Regions from separate parts of the Homo sapiens genome. Here region 1 is linked to region 2. A link is a loop called in an ENCODE intact Hi-C map of the cell type or tissue named here. Cell type or tissue: endothelial cell of umbilical vein. All regions are shown on one strand. Links, peaks and the distances in the headings refer to the core of each region. The heading gives the core; the rest is flanking DNA.

Region 1 (2,931 bases), core at 339-2,838, 89 kb after region 2:
CCTGATTCTTTCAGGTGCTGCTTCATAGCTGTAACTGGTAGTTTCCCACACTTACTCCAAGTCACACCTGTCAAGAGGTACAGGGGAGCTTTTTGTGTGGCAAGAGCCTGAGCTTTCTGGAAGTCACAACGATATACTCAATGTTTGAGGTAATTTATTTGCATAAGGTAGTGTAGGACAATGCTATCCAAAGAACTTTCTGCAATTATGGAAATGCTCTATGTCTGTCCCATCCAGTATGGTAGCCATTAGCTGCATGTGGCTGTTGAGCACTTGAAATTTGGCTAATGTGACAAAGAAACTGAATTTTAAATTTTATTTCATTGTAATTAACAAATTTAAATGTAAATAGCAACATGTGACTGGTGGCTAGTATATTGGACATTCCAATTCTAGTAATTGCCTTGCATATAGAGAAAACACAGACAGCTGTGTTTATAGGACATTGGATGGCTCGCCAGTTGTTATGCATTTGAAATGGCTATCACCAGGAAGAAACTTGAAGGTTCTCCTCTACTCTCCTATATCCATCCTCTGATCGAGACAAACCATGAGGTCAAAGCAGGCTGTACATTTATTTATTTCAGGTTTTTTCAAAAAAAAAAATCTGAGGCAGCTAAGTGGTCCAGTTCATGTAAATAGGGCCAAAATTGTCAAGAAATTTGCAACTCATAGGGGTTATGCAGAAATAGACTGTCATCACAGGACTTACCATAGACTATATTCATTCTGACTTCATGTAGGCTGTGAAGAGCACCTTCTCTGGGACTAAAACTCTGATGGACTTCACAGAGATCAAAAAAGAAGTAATCATGGAGTGTAGTGGACAGGGAATTTAGAAACTTGGTCCAAGTGCTGAGCTCTGCAATTAGTTTCACGACTTTGGATAAGCCACTTAACCTATCAAAGACTCATAAATATTTCCTCATTTATAAAATGGTAATATTACTATCTTTCTAAGATTCTTAAGAAGATGAGGCAGGAACGTGGCTGACTGCTTTGTGAGCTGCAAGATGCTGGGTTAATATTATTGTGTTCTGCCCCAGGAACACGTGCACCAGGTAATGCTAATGATGCCACAGAAGTTTTCATGGAGGCAACAAAACTGGCTTGGAGCAACTGAGGTATCTGAAATTATCTATCAATCAATGTTCTTAAAAACTGAGATATAAGGAAAGCTAAGAGTTGCAGATACAGCCTTGGGGTCCACAAGTTCTCTGCAAGCGTTTAAACATTGTGTGTTTTAAGTGAAATGATAATCTTCAAAGAAGTCATCTATATCTGGATGTTGATAGCCTTCTTAAAACAGAGTGTTGTCATTGGTTTTAGCCTCTATGTTTGTGTTTATACATATAAACTTGATTATAATCAAGTTTATTTAAAGGCACAGAAGCTTAATTTATAAATGATTCATTTACTCCCAGATGGGTGGAGAAGTGGAAGACTTTGCAGTATTGAACTAACAGGAAAGTGAAGCGATAATTGCTTTACTTTGCACACTGTAGTGTAGGGATGTTGTATTCAGAAGGGTGTGTGCAGTACACTTAACTTTGTGAGCCATGACTTAGATTCAGGAAAGCATCATTCTATGCACTCATTGTTATTGTAGACATTACTAATTTTATAGTTTTACTTGTACTTAATTAGTAACTTGTAGTTTTATAATTCTACAAGGGATATAAGCATAGTAAGTTCACTTGTCGTTGTGTTTGAGCCTATTTAAGAATGTCTATAATAAAATAATTATGCATATTATGAATTTATTACTAGATATTATAATAAGAATAATTATTTTATTATTATCGCCTCCCATTGAGGAGGTCTGTGAAACTATTTTTTTTCCTTCATATGGGCATACACACATTACTCAAGTTTGAGAATAATGGTATGGTATAAATATTATTGGATTTCAGAAAACCTGACCTCAGGCACTAGTTTATTGTTTTTTATTGGAAAAACACATATTTCTGAACCTGTGTTTTTATAAATTAGTGCAATCATAGCTACATCACAATATTTACAGTATAACTGTGAAGATGAAGGATATTAAGGAGAAACTTTGTAAACTGTGAAGTACCATATGAGTAGCGTATGTGTCATTTACAATTATTACAGCCTGTATATAAATCGCACCACAATGTTTTTAACAGGTACAGAAGAAAACTTAAGAGTGTGTGGATAGTGCAAAGAGAGATCCAAGACTTTGGGTGAAGCTGGCTGGCATTGTTAAGAAGATGTTGGTTCACAGAAATGATATAGAGACAAATTATGCATCATGAAAATATTTTCTTCCTCTTTATACTTCTAGACTATCAATCAGGTTGACTTAGAAGTTCAGCAATTGAGTTGCAAGAAGTAAATATTTAAATTCACAGTGGTAATGTTGAAATCTCAGGAATTTATTGACATCCTTTCAGTCTAGAGGTCTCTTGATGACTCTCCCCATCCCAAGCTCATGCCTGGATATTTTTGTGCTCCTCACACTGGTGGAAATGTCTGTCCACACTCAGCTTCTCCAACTCAAAGCTTAGTGTTCTTGCGAGTCCCCAAACTAGACCGCTTATTCTTTGGACCCTTTCTTGACTCACTCTAGCCATTATCAACTTCCTGTTAGTTTAGAAACTCCCTTGGCATTGAGAGTCTGAATGGCACAATCTAGCTCTTGATTTTATACAAACCTCTCTTCATGTCTAGTTGTTAGATTTTAAGCCTTCTCATGGCTGAAATAATTTCCTCTCTTTTATTCATACATTGCACAGTGCTGACTGAAATACAGAAGACATTGTGAATTTAATTTGTGTTGACTTCACCAAGGACAAACAAGATATAAGTTTTCTTCACCATATTAGCACTTTCTGTAAGAATGATGAGATCAGAGAGCTCTTTATGGCCAGGGTCACTATAACAAAGAATCTATGGGCCAAATAGGAG
Region 2 (2,931 bases), core at 311-2,810:
TTCCAAGTTTTGAAATCCCCTAAGCAAATCCTGTCCAGGCTGGACCCGTCACAGTATTTCATCAGCTTCCTCCATTCTGAGGCTTGGACAAATGATTAGACACCAGGAGCTGGGTTCTGCCCACAGCGGAAATTGGTTTCTCAGAATTTACTGTTTGACGCTAAAGCCTCGGTTGCTGAAAATGACTCATGGCTCCATTTGTGATTCGTTTTCAGATAAATCACAGGCCAGACAATCCAGTGTATTTGAAAGCCACAGTGGCCGATTCAGGGTCTCAGCATGTTTAGGCTCTTTGACTTGACTGGTTAATGTACCAGGAAAGGCCTGAAGTAGGTAAAAAGGGTCACCTGTTGGTCATATAAAGACAACTATACACCGAAAAACAAGTGAGCATTATGGGAGCTTCATGTCTGAGAGCAGCCTTCCCTCATGTTAGCTTAGATGGCAGCTATGCCAGTTTGCTCTTGAGATCAATCACAGCTCTAAGAATTCAGGTGCAGACACACATGCATTGTCACTATCCAAGATGCTTCAGAGCATCTTGGCCACATCCAAGATGCTTCAGAGCATCTTGGCCACATCCAAGATGCTATGGCCTCAGTCATGACAGATAGCTTCACCTCCCACATATTTCTGTTCCCCTCACCTTTGCCCTCTGCTCCCTGCCCCTAAGCTCTCATGGGAGACTTGCTTATATCTGATACCTAAGATATCTTTGCCTTTCCAAGCCAGTGCCTGCTCTCCCATGGATGGTGTTTTTATGTTGCTTTTCTGATTGGCTAGCTCCAAAACATTCTGCATGACCCCATTCAACTATAATGTGCTCTGTAATGCCTTTCTAGAGCCTTCTATGCAGAATTGATTACCTTTAACTTGGTCCCTCCTAACACTGTTCATACTTATCTCTCTTATTTTCTTTTACCATTTATTTATTGTCTATACTTATTTCTCTTACTGTAGTTTGTTATATAGGTGACCAGCAGTCCTCAAACTTTAGTGGTCATAAGAATTTAAAAGCAGCAGAATCAATAAGAATCTATTAAACACCTATGATATGCAGGCCCAGGATTGAGAAAACAGTGTACTACTATTCCACCTAGGATTGGGAAAATAGTGGAATACTATTCCACCTAGGATTGGGAAAATAGTGGACTACAATTCCACCTAGAATTGGAAAAATAGTGGGCTACTATTCCACCTAGGATTGGGAAAATAGTGGGCTACTAAGTGGACTGGGTCTCAGCATCTTATGTTATTGTGTCTCCTCCCCAAGATGAGCTCTCTGATCTGCTATCTCTACCATGGAGGCTGGGAATCTTCATGAATTATTAATAATAACCCTGCATGATTCTGATTCAGGTGGTTACAGACACATTCTTTGGGTAATGGTGTAGTAGATTCACAGCCTGTATTAATATAATAAATATCATTTATAAAATGCTGTGGTATATATTTGAATCCAAGTGCTTTGAGCCTAGTGTATGAGAACTAGTCAGCTAGCTAGTGAGTTAAGCTAATTGATCACCTAGGACCCTCATTTCAGTAATAGCTGTGGCTCTCTATTAATCTTTGAATAAATGGTGTAGCAGTTCCTAAACCAGTATGCGGGGCAACTCAATGCTACAGGATGTTAATAGGTAAGCCACAGACAAAGTTAAACCTAAATATGTTTTCTTAATGTAGCATTTGTCAGAGCTTACAAAAAGCTATGCACATTGTGACTTTCCATGAGGAAATGATTATAGTCATTTCCTGTTCCGTGAAGTGTGTATGAAGCATATAGGCCCTGAACAAAAAGGCCTGAGCTCAAACCGACTTTGGTATTTGTTAGCTACCTACTTAGGCCAGGATTTTCCTTTCTGAGTTTCAGGTTTCTGTTCTCATTTCTTATTAATACTGGCTCTGTCTAAGTCACAGGACTGTAGTGAGAATAAGATGACTTAAATATATGTAATAAGTGCTTTATAAATTGTAGAGTTCTGAGCAGACATTAGTTTTGCAATACATGGGAAAATGTGCTAGGTGCTGTAATTGCAGAATAAAGAAAGTACTACTGGGAAATAGAGGAAGGGGAAATAAATTAATTTTGACTATGATAATTAATTTATAACTAGCAGTTGAATGAAATGCCAAAAGCAAACAAACATACACAGGTGTTCAGGATTGTTTTTCTGACACCATTTGCTATTCATTTGTGTGTTGCTAACTGTAAGCAGGAACATGGGTGTAACTGGAGATCTGTGAATGTCAATCTTCAAGAGAAGGAACTGCCAAGGAGGACTTTGATATGGTCAAAGAATTTTATTTTGGATTTCAAATATCTCATTATAATTATACCTTAATATACAATATTGAGATATATTCAATTCTAAGCCCAAGAAAATCATAACATGTGGAAAGAGCTTCATAGAGTTATACAATAACTTTGTAGAATTTTAACATTCCCCAGAGGATGCATGAGATTATGCAATTTTTTATGTGAGTTATCATTTCAGAATAGTCTATTTGTTCAATTGATAGTCTTTTGGCAGTTCTCTTTCTCTCTGTAGTAAGGTTTCGTTGATTAGAGGAGTTAGAAAAAGTCTCTCAAATTTTGTAAGAAACACTACATTTATATCATACATTTATGTATTCATTAAAAAACTCTAGAACTATTTGTTGAGTACCTACTGCATATAAAGCATAGTACTAAGCACTAGGAAGTCAGTACTCCATAAAATAGGCCCTGACCTGACCCTCATGTAGACATAGTCTAGTGGAAGCAAGCACATGATGATAATATAATGTGACAAGCTTTACATTGGAGTGTATACAGAGTGCAATGGAGCATATAGAGGGGTAACTATTTACATTTTATGTGATTGGTAAAAGCAGCCTACAACTTCGGTTTGTAGCCCTAGAAGTAGGGATGAGGAGTTCCTTGGAAGAGTC

Evidence for each region. A loop is a pair of places that touch in the nucleus more often than their neighbours do. Peaks named below come from ENCODE experiments on the same cell type or tissue, not always from the same donor. Only the 100,000 strongest peaks of a DNase experiment are listed, where the experiment ranks them.
Region 1: it touches region 2 in a loop (2.3-fold over the local background); 3 of 110 quality-filtered maps call a loop at or near these places.

The regions. Positions count from the first base shown.
Region 1 is chr3:114,311,036-114,313,966 of GRCh38, forward strand. It overlaps LOC124909411 (a long non-coding RNA gene), which reads left to right and starts at 1,044. Exons shown (of 2, transcript XR_007096008.1): 1 at 1,044-1,124; 2 at 2,151-2,377. In endothelial cell of umbilical vein, for the core only: no CTCF peak of the experiment used is centred there; no DNase peak of the experiment used is centred there.
Region 2 is chr3:114,221,591-114,224,521 of GRCh38, forward strand. No RefSeq gene overlaps it. Among named protein-coding and RNA genes, the nearest start is that of ZNF80, 15 kb to the right of the region's middle. In endothelial cell of umbilical vein, for the core only: no CTCF peak of the experiment used is centred there; a DNase peak (open chromatin) is centred at 1,771; H3K27ac peaks cover 1,133 bases.